Regions from separate parts of the Homo sapiens genome. Here region 2 is linked to region 1. The links are chromatin loops, found by intact Hi-C in ENCODE. Cell type or tissue: heart right ventricle. All regions are shown on one strand. Links, peaks and the distances in the headings refer to the core of each region. The heading gives the core; the rest is flanking DNA. Region 1 overlaps LBH (LBH regulator of Wnt signaling pathway). Region 2 holds the start of LOC102723594 (a long non-coding RNA gene).

What was found. Peaks named below come from ENCODE experiments on the same cell type or tissue, not always from the same donor. Only the 100,000 strongest peaks of a DNase experiment are listed, where the experiment ranks them.
Region 2: it touches region 1 in a loop (2.3-fold over the local background); 12 of 110 quality-filtered maps call a loop at or near these places.

What each region holds. Positions count from the first base shown.
Region 1 is chr2:30,242,556-30,250,892 of GRCh38, reverse strand. All of the region lies in intron 2 of LBH (LBH regulator of Wnt signaling pathway), which reads right to left. Among named protein-coding and RNA genes, the nearest start is that of LBH, 15 kb to the right of the region's middle. In heart right ventricle, for the core only: no CTCF peak of the experiment used is centred there; no DNase peak of the experiment used is centred there; H3K27ac peaks cover 6,333 bases.
Region 2 is chr2:30,293,706-30,302,042 of GRCh38, reverse strand. LOC102723594 (a long non-coding RNA gene) reads left to right here and starts at 1,347. Exons shown (of 3, transcript XR_427017.4): 1 at 1,347-1,766; 2 at 5,582-5,750; 3 at 8,213-8,337. RefSeq lists enhancers at 1-481, 482-1,164, 8,218-8,267 and a silencer at 7,554-7,724. In heart right ventricle, for the core only: no CTCF peak of the experiment used is centred there; no DNase peak of the experiment used is centred there; H3K4me3 peaks cover 1,672 bases; H3K27ac peaks cover 3,381 bases.

The DNA.
Region 1 (8,337 bases), core at 94-8,093:
TATGCGGACGATGAAGGCAGCAGGATGTTCCTGGGAATCCCAGGGCGTTTGTTTGACCGACCAACAGTGGAGGCTGTTGGACCAGAGAATCCTGGGCCTGAGGGTGAGCTTCTGGAGACCAGGAATTCCTCAGCAGGCTTCTTGCTTAGGCATAAAAGTTGCCGGTGAGCCAGTTCCCATTTCACCCTTGGAGGGGAACTGAAAGGCAACACCAGGGCTTCAAAGGCCCCAAATTTAGGGACCGGGCTATCAACTGTCTGCCTCCATGCCAGGTGACCTAAACCTGGCTGCCCCTGGGGTGGGAGAGGAGAGAGATGCCTGGCACCTGGCATGGAAAATGTGAGCGCTCCTGGTCAGAGCCACCCTCCCCTGAGTGTGCATCTCTCAGCCATCATCTGACAAACAACCCAAGCTGGCCACAAAGAGGCCGAGGGCTCTGCAAAGAGCCGAGAGATGCTAATAGGGAAAGCGGACACCAGCAGGTAGAGGAGATGAAAGGTGGTTAGCAGGACACAAAGGGCTAATGACCAGCTCTGCAAGCTGAGACCTCAGGAGCCTGGACATCTTGCTCTTTTTTGCAAAGGTGGAAAGAGGAAAGAGGAAGGCCGGGGGTGGAGAGGGAGGGGAGCGAGCCTGAGATACATAACCAGGCTAGCTCCCTAAGGCACTGTGGACAAAACCACACAGTAAGCTTCTACCCTCTCTTGTTGCAGAGAAGTAAGAACAATCAGCCCAAACCCGCTCAGGAAAATTGCTCTTCCCACAGGCAGACCACAGAGTCCGAAGGATCTGGCTTTTTCCTCGCCTCCATCTTTTATTATCGCTATGACCCTGGTCACGTCATTTTATCGCCTCTGAGCCTCAGCTGCCTCCCGAGTAAAATGAGAAAATCATTTCCACTTTACGGTATGGTTGGCAAGGTCACAGTGCTGTGCCTTGAGAGCCAGCACAGTGCCTGACAGGCTCATCGAAGCGGTGGCCTATTCTCCTCCTCTACTCCTCTATAATTTGGGTCAGTGCTAATGCTGATCTTGCAGGGCTTTGGAGAGAATCAAACACAGGTATGTGTGAACATGCCCTGTAAACTCTACCTTCCTAATGATGGTTCTTACTAGGTAAAGCTGGGGTCCCCCAGCAGCATTTAGAGTGAGGAACCAAGGGGTCAACAGCTGTGGCTTGGGACAGGAGCAAATACGCAGCACTCCTGGGCTTGTGCCCACAAATCCTAGGCCGAGTTCTTAGGAGAAATGGCTGCAACTTCATTCATCACTTCCCTCCCTGTGGCTCTGTTTCCCCAGGGCGTGGGTTAGGACCGGGGGAATGAAAACCATGCCCTTGTCACTACCCCGCCCCCAACCAGAGGCCTTCCTCTTCTTCTACCTCCTCCTTTCACTTACTCCAGGGGCCTGCCCCTCAGCTTCCCAACGTCTGGATTTCTTACTTCTCCTGGAGAACAACAATGAATTGCCTTGTGTGTTCCTTCCTTCCTACGATGGGCTGGCTTATAACAATGGGCAGATCTCTACCAGCATCCTGCTCTGCCAAGGGATGAATGAACAAGCAGCAGCTAATTCAAATAAAAAACCCACCTGTTCTTTGCCCCCTAACAATGTGTGAAGGCAAGAAATTCCGTCTTTGAAATACTTGCCTCCTGCTATTTTATTATCATCATTATTATTATTTGCATTTTACTGGCTTTTCCACGTGAAATGTGGCTAATAAGAACAGAAAGAATTGTAGCAAAGGGGCAGCAGGGCTACTAACTAGATGCAGGGAAGGAAGAATATTCTCCAGTCTCTACTCAGAGACTGTCCATCTTTAAGACTCTCATCTTCCTTAAATCTCCCCTGGACTGGGGTTACAGAACATCCACCTCACTCTGTTCTGCCTTGCCCTGGTGCCTCTAATCCTATAGAGGACTTAAGCAAAGATTTGGGGCTTATAACAACTGCTAGACCTCCTTCCTTTGGATCAAAGATGCTTAAGCCTCCAGCCTTGAAACTTAAAAGAAAAGGAAATCCTTTGGATAAACACCATCTTTCATAAACATCTCTCAAACACACACCCATCCTGCGAGTCAGGAGTTCCAAATTCTAATTAATTGCACTAATTTCTACTGCTAACTCTGGGCCCAGTGGAATGAGGAGGCTTTTGGAATGTTAGAGAACTTTTTTCTCCGGGGCAGTGAGAAAAGACTTGTTATCAGGCACAGATGACTTCAAATATTCACGACTTTTTGACTGTATCATCATTACCTTCTGGAAAGAAGACTGGCCCCCTGTCACCTCCAGGCATCTGTGGGTGGCACATCCGTCTCTCTATCCTCCCTCCACTAGTACTACCCAATGTCCCATGGTCACACCTCTCTCAGCTGCCATTTCTAACTATCCCCGCATTCTTTTTTTGGAAACACAAATCTTGAATATTTAGCCTGTCCCATTGCCTTCCATTTCTTGTTTGGGTTCCCTTCCTAACCCCCACCACGTAGCTTCCAAAAACATCCCTGGATGGAAACAAATCTCGAAGGCCTTCCTTGCAGCCCTGCCCCACGGCCTTTACTCCACTTTCATTCCGTCTCTACCCATTCTACAGTGCACTACCAGGACGACTCACTTTGTCCTCCACAAAAAATTTTTTTGCCCCACGCAAGACGTCTTCCTTGATAGTAGCTCCCATAAAAGAAGCTTGGAGATTTTAGTTGATCACAACTGCAGCATTGAGGCTAACAACTGAAGCAAATAGGGCTATATTCCTAGAGGTATATGCCTTTCAATGAAACCATCTACACTAACAGAGAGCTGATGGACCTGCTACCCTCTCATCAGGCATATTCTATTTAGCCTAGGGCAGCCATTCTCCAAGCTCAACTGCCAAGATCCTTTCAGTGAGGGAGCCTCCACAGAGGTAACATATTTTCATAGTAATACTAAGATGTCGTTTGCCTTTTTCAGTGTTAACACTTGCACTAAGGGTATAGAAAGCAACAGTGGAAGAAACTGCTGGCACCTTGGCGAGAATTAACATAGTGGCAGCAAACCATACTTGGCATCATCAATTGTTCGCCAGCTCACCCTCACGATTAAAACGAAAGCAAGCAAACAAAAAAAATTAATGCCCTTGATGAAGTGGTAAAAAGTAATTTATATTAAATATTGACTCAACCACATGTCACTTATGTATGTGGCACAGTGAAATGGACAGTTAGCCTACAACATTTCTGCTGCTGACGGAAGTACAACAGCTGTCTTGAGGAAAGCAGTCATGTGACAGAGTTGCCAGCTGAACTAGCCGCTCATGCCACGGAGCACCATTCTTACTTGAAAGAATGACCAACAAATTGTAGTTATTCCAACTTGGGTATTTGGCAGGCATTTTCTCAAAAATGGACAAAGTGACAAAGTGAGCCTGTCACTTCAAGGAAAATAACAGTATTTGTCACCAATGATAAAAATAGAGCTTTCAAGTGAAAATTAGAATTTTGAAAAAGTTGTATCAGCCACCATGAGCCTGACAGCTTCCTAATGCTTGAGATCAGTAGAGACATTAAGAAATGTGATTTTATGATATTGTATAATGAAATGAGTCAACATTTTGAAGACCTGCATAACTTGGTGAACCTATATTTTCCAAATGATCAGAACATTACACTAAGCATGGGTAAAAGATGCACTCAAAGTGCAAAATAGACTAATGAATTTTAGTGTACAAAAAGGTCATTGATAAGATGTCAGATATCACATTGCCACTAACATTTAAGAAACTACCACTTGTTGGCTGGGCACAGTGTTTCATGTCTATAATCCCAGCACTTTGGGAGGCTGAGGTGGGAGGACTGCTGGAGGCCGGGATTTCAAGACAAGCCTGGGCAACATAGTGAGACCCCATCTCTACAATTAAAAAAAAATAGCCAGGCATGGTGGCACATATCTATAGTCATAGGGACTTGGGGAGGCTGAGGCAGGAGGATCACTTGAGTCCAGGAGTTGGAGGCTGCAGTGAGCTATGACCATGCCACTGCACTCTAGCCTGGGTGACAGAGCAAAACGCTGAAAGAAAGAAAGAAAGGAGGGAGGGAGGGAGGGAGGGAGTGAGTGAGGAAGGAAAGAAAAAGAAAGAAAGAAAGAGAAAGAAGGAAGGAAAAAAGAGAAAGAGAGAAAGAAAGAGGAAAAAAACTAGTGAAGTACCAAAGAAACAAATCTGCATAGGCTAGATATCCTTCATTGACTTCAACCAACAACCAACACATACTGCAACAGATTGACTGGAGAAGCACATGAGAGTCTAGCCTAGTCTTCTATTAAACTAGACTTTAAACAGCCATGCAAAAACGTAAAACAATGCCTCTCCTCTCATTAAACATTTTCTGTTTTGGAAAATATATTTTTTACTAAAAACTGTTATTTACATTAACATGTAACAGTTTTGTTACTCTAAATGAATAAGTAAAAATTTTGAAAATTGTTCTAATTTCTGAAACAGTAAATATCAAAAGACATAATCAAAACAAAAGACATAATCATGAACAGAAGCTCTTTGGGTAGTCCTAAAATAAGTTTTAAGAGTGTGAAAGGGACCGAGACCAAAAGGTTTGAGAATAGTTGGCCTGGAGAAATAATCCTCAGTAAGATGACTATGGGCCAGGTGCAGTGGCTCACGCCTATAATCCCAGCACTTTAGGAGGTAAGGCGGGCAGATCACTTGAGGTCAAGAGTTTGAGACCAGCCTGGCCAACATGGCAAAACCTCATTTCTACTAAAAACACAAAAATTAGCCAGGCGTGGTGGTGCACGCCTGTGATTCCAGCTACTTGGGAGGCTGAGGCATGAGAATCCCTTGAACCCGGAAGGCGGAGGTTGCAGTGAGCTGGGATGGCACCACTGCATCCTGGGTGACGGAGTGAGATTGTGTCTCAAGGGAAAAAAAAAAAAAAAAGACTATGTAAGTCAAGGTTGAAAAACAACATATTTTAAAACTGGTAAAGATTTGAGGGGAACATAAAAGGTGCCTTCTGATATCTGAAAGGCTGATAGGTAGGGAAAGAACAGGTTTTTGTTGTTGCTTTTGTTTTTTAAACTCCAACGGGCACATCTTAGGATTAGGATGGTGGATTTCATGTCATTATTCGACTTTTAAAAAACACAATAAGGATTAGTTCTCTCACTTATACACATGGAAATCAGGCCCAAATAGGTGATGTGAGTTGCCTGAGATGACATAGGTAGCAGCAAAGCCAAGATTAGAAACCAGTTATCCGGATTCTTAAGTCTGTAATCCCTCTGTGCTGAGAGGTTCTGGACTCTGTGTCACAGTGTCCAAAGAATATCTAGGTAACCCGATGTCAGGCTACTGTAGAGGACATTCCTTATCAAGGTGATAGGACCAAGCTCAAAGCTGCCCTCCCCTCTGAGGACCTACAGTGCCATCGCTTTGATTCTGAAGAAAGTGTACGTATCCATGGTTTCCGAACTTCTAGTGTAGTCCCCAGTGGAATTCTGAACAACTCTGTCTCCTTTCACATGTTCTAAAATCCCTGATATATTATACATATTGACATTTTAAAATAAAATATACATACCACTCTTTTAAATGTACTAAATGGATTACAAATACCATAAGAATTTGACGGCAACCATGACCTATTAAAAAACTCAAGAACAAGCTCTTAAGTCAAATCTTGTATTCTTACTTTCTCTATGTAAAACTGTATTTCCATTCTACTTCTCCACAGAATTTTTTCTTGATGTAATATATTTTTATGTTTGAAAGTTTTTAGTCATTAGCTTTTCATAATTCTCTACAATAAAAAGATGTATTTATGCATACAAAATGATATTTTAAAAAATGTCCTACTTTAAGGCTTTGTTAATTTACAAATTCTGGATTGGTTTATTGCAGCTATTAGTATATAACTGATCAACAAACATATCACAAATAATTATTAAACACAAAGGTAAATTTTTATTGAGGTTTCTTTTTTTTCTGTTTGTTTGAGACAGGGTCTCACTTTTACCCAGGCTGGAGTGCAGTGGTGCGATCTCAGCTCACTGCAGCCTCCACCTCCTGGGCTCAAGCGATCCTCCCACCCCAGCCCCTCAAGTAGCTGGGACTACGGGTGCACACCACCACGCCTGGCTAATTTTTTTTTGTATTTGTTGTAGAGATGGAGTTTCCCTATGTTGCCCAGGCTGGTCTCAAACTCCTGAGCTCAAGCAATCTGCCCACCTCAGCCTCTCAAAGTGCTGGGATTATAGGTGTGAGCCACGCGTCCAGCCTTAATGAAGGTTTCTTACTGCAATAGTGAGTTGAATTGCGACAGGTTCTCCTCTTGTAAAGGGGGAGAAGGGCAGTTTTGAAAGAAAGGTAGGACAAGGAAGCAGGTGAAGCTAGTCTTCAGGAAATGCAATTTGCAAAAAGCAAGAGAAGAAGGCTTAAGATGTGGAAATGGATTTCCTGAAAACCCTCCCTGCCATCATGTCCTTTGGAAAGTGTCTGTGAACCCCAGAGGCAGCTGTCCTCCCATTTTAACATTTTGTTAAAATGTGAAGTAGTATAAGCATTATTAAGAAGTAATTTGGCATACAAATCTCTAACACTCAACTGCCAATGAAAACAGTCAGGAAGGTTCCTGATGCTTCAACTGCCATACCCGAGGGGCACATGACCAAAGAGATACCCATTTTAGAGGATCCTAAAAGGATTGTGCTGTGGAATTTCACACTCATGTAAGCTGGTATGTGTCAGCCTTGTGATATCACCTTCATCATCCCTGTTATGTCCACATACATGTCTTAGTTTCCTCCACTCATTTATTTAAAACATACTTGTTTAAAAATCTACCACTACATAAATGGAAAACTAGTCTTACATTTTTCAAGCTGTCTGTATAGCACCTAAATGAACTTTGTAAACCATCAGGAGTATGTGGACCCTGCTAGAGCACTGGCCTGGGCTGTCTACGTGTTGCAAAGCACCTAGACCCTTGGAGAGTTGTTGGGTACGTGGCCCTTCGACACTGGGTCCAAGACTTCCATTATGTTAAGATCTACTTTTAAGAGTCCAGCCCAGGCCAGGCGCAGTGGCTCACGTCTGTAATCCCAGCAATTTGGGAGGCTGAGGCAGGTGGATCACCTGAGGTCAGGAGTTCGAGAACAGCCTGGCCAACATGGAGAAACCCGTCTCCACTAAAAATGCAAAAACTAGCTGGGCATGTAGTGGGTGCCTGTAATCCCAGCTACTGAGGGAACTGAGGCAGGAAAATCACTTGAACCAGGGAGGCGGAGGTTGCAGTGAGCTGAGATCGTGCCACTGCACTCAAGCCCAGGTGACAGAGCAAGATTCCATCTCAAAAAAAAAAAAAAAAAAAAAAAGAGTCCAGCCCATCCTTAATTCCAGGGAAGGAATATTTCTCAACCATGAGTTATTCATGAGCCAGATCTGGAACCCCAGGAAAGCCAAGTTGGTTCAGAGACAAAGCATGCATCTGGTGAACCTTCTTGGGTCTCCAGAACAATGTAATTTTACTGGTCTTCTTCAAGGTTTACACAATGCTCAATGTCATTAATAGAATAAAGGAGAAAAGCTGAGTAATCGCTGACCTGTGTACATTTTTAATCCACAGAGGGTGTCAGTGTACCTACTAGGGGACAAGAATATGATCACCAGCTATTTTGCAATGCTGGCTAAATGTTGCTTGAACATCATCAACTGTTATCATCATGCTTGAAATAAGTAATTAACAAACAATAGGAAGATGTACAATATCTCCTAAACACTTTAAAATAGCCAAATATCTTTCTGATTCTATCCAAAAAGCTCTACCATTATCCCATCTTTATAGATGTTCTACCCTGGAGATTCTATTTGCTAGAGCTTTCAATGCTGGGAGCTTATATTTTGATAAACTCTTTGATCTTTTCTGTTTTTAAGGTAACATATAATCAGAAGGCTTAATGATGTTGAATCTCTTTGAATCAGTAATTCTACTTCCAGGAACTTATTCCAAAGAAACAAATCAGACCTGTGCAGAGATTTCTGTAAAATGATGTTCAGAATAGTGTTCTTTGTAAGAACATAATATGCCACAACCTAAATATTCAGCATTAAGAAATGTTACATAATAGAATTTTACAAAGAAAACCAAATGACAAGAACATAGTCACGATATTATATTAAGTGAAAAAGGGATTCACTACAGCATGTACAGTATGGTCTCAATTTTATTTTTTAAGTGCATAGAAAAATACTGAAAGTAAACATACCAAAATGTTTCAGTGATAGAAATATGGGTGTGGATTTTTTTTCTCTTCCCATGTCTCTGTATTTTCCTAAATTTCTATA
Region 2 (8,337 bases), core at 312-8,311, 51 kb before region 1:
CACCCAGGAGCCCCCACGCTCTCTGAATCAAGAGAAGCCAGCCTGTATTATTAAATAAACAGAATTTCCTCGAACTCCCGCATGGTCACTCAGCTGTGTCTAAGGCCTTAGCCTCACCACCTTCCTTGGTCCCAGAGGCCAGGCTGGGGCTGGGTCAGCTTTGAGAGTGAACACTGGACTCTGGAGAAACCCAATAGCTATTGACCACTGTGTGTCCTTAAGAAGTGCCTCTGGCCCGGGATTAGTCACGGAGGCTCCCTGAACTTGTTTCTTCATCAGTAAACAAACCTAACAAGAGCTGATGCGTTAGTGAACGTAGGGCGCTTTGTAATGCACTGCGATCCTTCTACATATATGCAAACTGAGGCCCAGGGGATTAAGTGCCCTGCCTGGGACCACCAGCAAGCAAGTGGAGCCTGGGTCAGCATCCAGGGTGCCTGGGTCCAGACAGCCTTGCCCACAGTGGCTCACTCTGGCTTGCGGGTACCCTCCTGACAGCAGACCCAGAGAATCTCTACTCCAGCTGCCTGGCTCCCCAAGGTGGAGGGCCAGGAGCTCCAGAAGTCAAAGAGCTGGTGGGAGGCTGGGAAACTTCAGAAGTCACACCTGGGGACACTCAGCCTTTAGGGGGGTTCGTGGTGCTGAGGCCCATCACACGGTCCCAGGAGCTTTGAAAGTCCAAGGGAATTACCCTAGGCGGGGGCCTCAGCCATGGTGGGGTTCCAGCCGGCCCCCAGCTTTGTTTTATTATGTGCCTTAGCAACTGCCTCCCTTGTCAACAAGAAGCCTGGGAGGACTGTTTTGTAAAAGCTCTTCCATCCTAGACTCTTGATACCTCAGCTAGGAATCTTCAGACAGAATAATTGTGAAAGCAGCCTTCAGTCAGAGTTCGCCTCCTAGTCTTATGTTTGGTGATGTGTCCCCAGCTATGCTGCAAGGTCGTCCCAGGACAAGCCTTGAGCCATCGGCTTCTCTGAATCCCCAAAGCACTTAACACAGAACTTCAATGGAGCAGTGGCTCAATTATGCTCAGATTATAAATCACAAACTCTGTTTGCATTACAACCGATTTCTTTCCAAATCTTGTCAATGGAATTTCTAAACATGTTAGCATCACTGTAATGATATGCAAGTGCTATTTGGTTCTCAACATTTTTTATTTGACATTATTTTATCTATTACACACTTCAGTGCATAATCCACATACTTGTCATTGTTAATAGCTGCGCCGGATTCCAGGGTCCCAACATACCATCCTTTGTTTAAGCATTCCCTAATTGTTGGGTATTTGGGTTGCCTCCAATGTTTGAACACTATTAATAGTGCTGCTGGGCCACCTGGTTTTTCTCTCCTTTGCCTGGACATGAGGAGATGGGATGGGATGAGGGAGGGAACATTTTCTCTCCTGCATTCCCAGAAAGGCCTATTCTTCACACTACTTCCCTGGGCTGGGAATAACAGAGGCCAATGTCTGCTGTTCTGTCACAGACAGGCTATTATCTCAGACTGTCATTGGGAGACTTCTTATAAGGCCTGTGGTGCCCCAGGAATAAGAGCAAGGCCCTCAGCTGGCTGCACTCAGGGGCTCTGGACTCAGCAGGGCTTTCATGTTGAGCTGTTTGCTGTGAATTTGGCTTTTCCTGTATGTGGCTCTGTTGAACCATCTCATCAGACAGGCCCTGAGGAGAGACCTGATAATATCTCTCCTGTTCCTAGCAGGTCATTTCAAGGTTACACTGGGAATCCCAGAACTTCTGAGCTGAAAGGTAATCTTTCTGTTTAACTAACCGACCTTTCTATTTCACAGCTGAGGACATTGAGGGCCAGAGAGGGAAAGTAACTTTCCCAAGCTCACTCAGCTGTTTTTGGCAGAGCTGGGCTGGGGCCGGGAGGGCCTCCCACCCCCAGGCAGGCGTTAGTGTCACCTGGCTTCCCCAGGGTAGCATGTTTATGGATTGGAATCCTTCTTGAAGTTAAGATACCAATTCTCCGCAAATTGAACTGTAGATGTAACACAATCCCAAGCCAAGGCACAGCAGGATTCTTTGTGGATACAGGCAAGTGAATTCTAACACTTATATGAGAAGGTAAAGCCAAGGCAATTTTGGGAAAGAACAAATTTGGAGACTCACACTACCTGATACTATCAAGCTACAGTCATGCAAACAGTGTGGTATTGGTGAAAGGATAGACAGAATAAAGAGTCTAGAAATAGACACACACAAATATGGTCAATTGATTTTTGGCAAAGATATATAAAGGGAATTCAATGGAAAAAGGACAGTCTTTTTAATAAATGATGTTGGAGAAATTTGATATCCTATGCAAAAACAATTACCCTTGACCTGTGCCTCACGTTATAGAAAAGTGAATTAAAAATAGATCATGGACCTAGATGTAAAGTATGTAACTATAAAACTCTTAGAAGAAAACAGGAGAAAATCGTTGTAATCTTGACTTAAACAAAGAGTTCTTAGATACGACAACCAAACCATGCTCTATAAAAGAAAAACAATAAATTGGACTTTATCAAAATTAAACACCTTTACTCTTGTGAAAGACATTTTAAAGAGAATGAGAAGAAAAGCTGCAAACTGGGGGGAAATACTTGCAGATCACATATCAGACAACAGACATCTAGACTATAAAAAGAACTCGTAAAAGTAAGATCAGAAACAACCAATTTTTAAAAACTAGGCAAGATTTGAAAAGATGCTTCACCAATTAAGATATAGAAATGGCAAACGAATACATGAAAAGATGCTCATTAGTGATTAAGGAAATGCGAATTGGCCGGGCGTGGTGGCTCACGCCTGTAATCCCAGCACTTTGGGAGGCCGAGGTGGGCGGATCACCTGAGGTTGGGAGTTCGAGACCAGCCTGACTAACATAAAGAAACCTCGTCTCTACTAAAAATACAAAATTAGCCAGGCGTAGTGGTGCGTGCCTGTAATCCCAGCTACTCAGGGGGCTGAGGCAGGAGAATCACTTGAACCCGGGAGGCAGAGGTTGCAGTGAGCCGAGATCGTGCCATTGCACTCCAGCCTGGGCAACAAGAGCGAAACTCCGTCTCAAAAAAAAAAAAAAAAAAAGGAAATGCAAATTAAAACCAGAATGAGATACCATCTCATGCCTATTAGGTTGGCTAAAAATACTGACAATACCAAATGCTCACAAGGATGTGAAGAAACTGGAACTCTCATACATTGGTGGTGGGAATACAAAATGGTACAGCCACACTGGAAAATAGTTTGATTATTTCTTATAAAGTAGAATCTATTTACCATACAACACAGCAATCCCACTTCTAGGTATTTCTACCGGAGAAATGAAAACATTCTCCTACCAAAAACTACACCAATATGCATAGCGGCACTACTCATAAGCTCCAACATGTGAAAACAACCCAAATGTCCCTCATTGGATGAGCGGATAAACGAACTGTGGGACGTTCATACAATGGAAACTACTGTGCAGTAAAGAGGAAAAAACTATTCATACAACGACTTAAATGACTCTCAAATGCATGATGCTAAATGAAAGGCCTGTCACAAATCAGAGCTCACTGCTTCCATCCTCCTTCCCCTTTCTTTAAACTCTAAGTGAAAGAAGCCAGTTTCGAAAGGTTACATACTGTGTAATTCCATTTATATGGCATTCTGAAAATGGCAAAATTACAGGAACAGAAAATAGATCAGTGGTTGCACAGAGCTTGGGATGAAGGAAGGGCCTGAATGCAAAGGCATAGCATGAGGAAATGCTTTGTGATATAGGAATTGTTCTTTATCTTGTTAGTAGTGGTGGTTACATGAATCTGTGCTTGTATTAAAACTCAGAGAGGACTCTACATCCAAAGTGACTTCTATTTTATGTAAGTTAAAAACACAAAAAGCTGACAAAATACTTTTGTATCATTAACTTATCTAAGTCTCCTAACTACCCATTAGTGGATCCACTGGACACTTTGAAGAAGGAATGAATTGTTCATTCATTTATTAATTTAAGAGCTATTTATGGGCCCTTACTATGGGCATTTCTCTAGGTACAGGCGCAAAGAAAAGTTTTGATCTCAGAGAGCTCCCATTCCAGCAGGTAATTCTTCTGAATACTGAGTTTCCCCCACCTGTGAGTTTGTAACTTCCCATCTTGACCCTCTCACTGCAGGAAGCTGCCACCTCCCACTGCAGCTTCCCAGTCACCCGGGGCCTGGGCTGCGTGGCCTGTATGGAGGTCAATGCTTGGGCCCTGGAACGCTGCACCAAGCAGCAGGGGAGATGGGTAGCAGCAGCCTTGCCCTGGGTCTGGTACCCAGACTGCCTGGCCACCCACTGTAGGGGTTGCATTTGGCCTAACCTTTCCAACAGATGAAACAGACCCTCTTGACATGGCTCAAGTTCTCCTACTTGCTGTCAGGACTGTTCTGCTGTGAGCTCTGCTCTTTCTCCAGTGATTAGAATCAACACAAATGGGGATAGGGGTGGAGTAAAGAGGGGAATATATGAGCAAGAGTGGGGAGATGAAGGGCAAGGGAGGTGAGCGTGTAAGCAACAGTATACAACACAAAGTACTGTACACATAAAATACAGGGAGGTGAGTGTGTAAGCCACAGTACACACATGAAATACTGTACACATAAAATACAAGGAGGTGAGTGTGTGAGCAGTGGTACACACGTGAAATACTGTACACATGAAGTACAGGGAGGTGAGTGTGTCAGCAATGGTACGCACATGAAATACTGTACACATGAAATACAAGGAGGTGAGTGTGTGAGCAGTGGTACATACATGAAATACTGTACACACAAAATACAGGCAGGTGAGAGTGTGAGCCACAGTACACACATGAAATACTGTACACACAAAATACAGGAAGGTGTGTGAGCCACAGTACATACATGAAATACTGTACACACGAAATGCAGAGAGATGAGTGTGTGAGCAATGGTACACACATGAAATACTGTACACATGAAATACAGGGAGTGAGTGTGTGAGCCACAGTACACACTTGAAATACTGTACACACAAAATATAGGCAGGTGTGTGAGCCACAGTACATACATTTAATACTGTACACACGAAATACAGGGAGGTGAGTGTGTGAGCCACAGTACACACATGAAATACTGTACACACGAAATATTTTGAGTCCTCTAAACAATGTTATAAAACAGATGTTTCTCCCCTATATCCAGGTGGCATAATGGTGACCTGGGGGATTGCATGGCTTGCCCAATTCCCACAGCTAGGAAAAGGGCTAAATCAGGCTTCTAACTCAAGTCTCTGTGCCCCCAGAGCCTGTGCCCTTCCCCATCCCACCCTGCCTCCAGGCTACAGGAGCCACAGGCCCAAGTTCATGGGCAGGCAGCCAAGCTTCCCCCTTGGAAATGCCCTGGCTTCACCTGGGTGCTCCAGCTCCCAGACAAGACTTAGTGGAGACAGGGTGTTCAGAGTTAGAACCCACAGAGTCTGGGTTCTAACTCACATGGCTTTGGGCAAAGAGCATGTTCCTTCCTTACCTCCCTCTCCAGGAACATCAGAGGGGGTAATTTAAGAGCCTCCCTCCTGTCTTTCCACAGTGTGGTAGGCAATGACCCCGATATCTGCTAAAAGCTGCAAGATGGTCCTGATAAATTTCATTCTGGGTTGGCCCTCAGGCCACCTAACAGAGTGCTTCAGCACACATCCTGGAGGCCCTGACCTTCCTGTATCCAGACCCAGCCTTGACTCTGGATCCACAAAGAATGTGTGAGTATCACGTTGGAGGCTCCTAAGGGGGCCACTGCTAAAGTCCCACTGCAGAGAGGACCAAGGCCAGGAGCACAGTGGGTGAAAGGGAAGGGCCTGGGTGAAAAGACCTCTTCAAGCCCTGCAGGGTGGGCCGGGGGCTCCCAGAGGCAGGCAGGCGTGCTCCTCCAGTCTGTTTCCCCAGTCAGTGAAGCCTCTGGTTGAGCTCATGACATGGCAGCATCTTCTGAGGCCCAGAGGAAACCTGCCTTAACTCTTGGGCAAAGGGATCCTTTCTAGAAGACAGAGGGGGGTTTGAGATAATGATGGTCTCAGGGACAGGGTTTCAGGCACCTAATGTCCTAAGGGAGTCAGAGAATAGGTGGGAATCACTGTCGGGGTTGGGGAGTAGCAAAAGTGACAGTAAGTGTTGACTGTGAAGAGTGATGGGGCTGGGTGACCAGAAGTAGGAAACTGGTTTGGGATATGATGAGCTTTCTCTTCAAATAATCTCATCAATCTTTTATTCTTTAATTCATAGTACCCCCCACGCCCCTGCCTTTTCTCCTTTTCCCCTTTTTGCCTTTGTTAGATGCCCAGGCACGCCACAGTACCAGGCGTTATCAGTACCAGCTCACACTCCTTTCCTTATTTGGAAAGAGGACTCACTTTTTAGCTCACTACAGACACCCCTCCCCCTTCCCCTCCACTTTCTTTTATGTGCCCACCTTATCTAAAAAAATCAAATGTTTAGCCAACCGGGATTAGTTTAGATTGTACGACCTGACCCTGGCCAATAGGGAAAGGGTATAGGGGCAGGACTTGCATCAGGAATAAAGGCTCTTGTGCCCCTTCCTACAGGTGTGCTTTCATGGCGACTGGCCAAGGAGGCACCCCTCTGCGCAGAAGTAAAATTTCTTTGCTAAGAATCCTTTGTTCAAGTGTTCAATTTCCTTAGGATTTTGAGCGTTATTCCTAACACTGGCAGGGATGTATGGTCGGGAAGGAGACATGGGGACCCTGCTGGGGTCTGGGGCCCAGGGGCATTTCTCCACAACTTGAAGGGATTGACCCCAAAAAACCAAGCTCAAGGCACTAAGGGGCTGGAGAACTCATGAGATGGCCCAAACTAAAGGGACACCAGATTGGTCCCCTGGGGCCGGAGGGGCTATGGGGTGAAGGCTTGGTCATGGGAGTCATCTCTAGTGCTTGCCCTAGAACAGAAGATCACAGAGCAGCTTGGATAAAGCTGACTTGGGGTTACAGCCCTAGAACCAGGACGGACCTCATAGCCAGGAGCGGTGGTTCGAGGCCTGCAGAGGCCCAGGGTCCCTGCTGGGGAATGGAGTGAGGGAGTGAGGCAGGGATCTGGGGATGACAGGACACAGCCAGCATTGAGGAATGCCTTGTGTTGTAGGAGCCGGGGAGTGCGACATTGGAGTGGGACATTACTAGCTGTATGGCCTGTACAAGGGCCCACACCTTCCTCCCCTTGTCCAGGTCTCCTATCTATAGAATGGGGGTGAGAAAACCAATCTCTAAAGTTTCTTGCTTGGTTGGGCATGGTGGCTTACACCTGTAATCCCAGCACTTTGGGAGGCCAAGGGGAGAGGATTGCTTGAGCCCAGGGTTTCGAGACCAGCCTGGGCAACAGAGTGAGACCATGTCTCAATAAAAAATAAAAATAAAAAAAGTTTCTTATGAGAATTAAATGACAATAACACACAAAGTGCCTAATACATAGTGGGTGTTGGGAGGAAAAGGGGTCTAATTTGTTCAATTGTCATCTGCCATGGAGGTAGAAGGAAAAGTGTAGGCCAGAGGTTATCAAACTTGGCTGAAAATCACAATCAACTGGGGGGCTTGTCAACCCAGTTTGCCATTGCCCGCCCCTGGAATTTCTGTCTGTAGCTCTGGGTGGGTCCTGAGATCATTTCTAACAAGTTTCTACTGCTGCCGCTGCTGCTGCTGCTGGCCTGAAGACCACATTCTGAGAACCCCTGATGTAAATACGAAGAGGGTCAGCCCACTTTTGAGTGGCGGAAAATTGTGGTTCTACCACTTTCTAGTTCTGGGGCCTTGAACAATTTACTTAACTTCATTGTGGCTTAGTTTCTTCACTTATAAAATAAAGATAATTGTGCCTTGGGATTATCGTAGGGTGTTATAAAGATGAAATGAGTTAACAAATGTGTAAATGGTTTGGAAGAGTATCCGATAAAATGTAAACACTCAAAAATGTTAGCTCTTAGTATATGGTAGGCCCTTGAAAAATACATTATCTCAATTGTCAAAAGATCAGCAGCAGCAGTTAATATTATCATCTCCATTTTACGGCTGAAGAAGTGTAAGCTCAGAAAGATGAGATCTACTATGCAACTAGGGAACCCAGGCTGCCATCTGAACCCAGATCTTCCAGCTCCATAGTTAGGGCTGTTACAAATCAAGTCTCACTGCTTCCTTCCTCTTTTTTTTCCTTTAAGCTCTGAGAGTGGATGATTCGGCCCTTAAGCCTGAGAGGCTGAGAGTGGGTAGGGCTCAGTGCCTGGAGCAGGGAAGAGTGGAGGAGGAAGCTCAGGAGGAAGTTTGCCTGGGAACCTGGCACAAA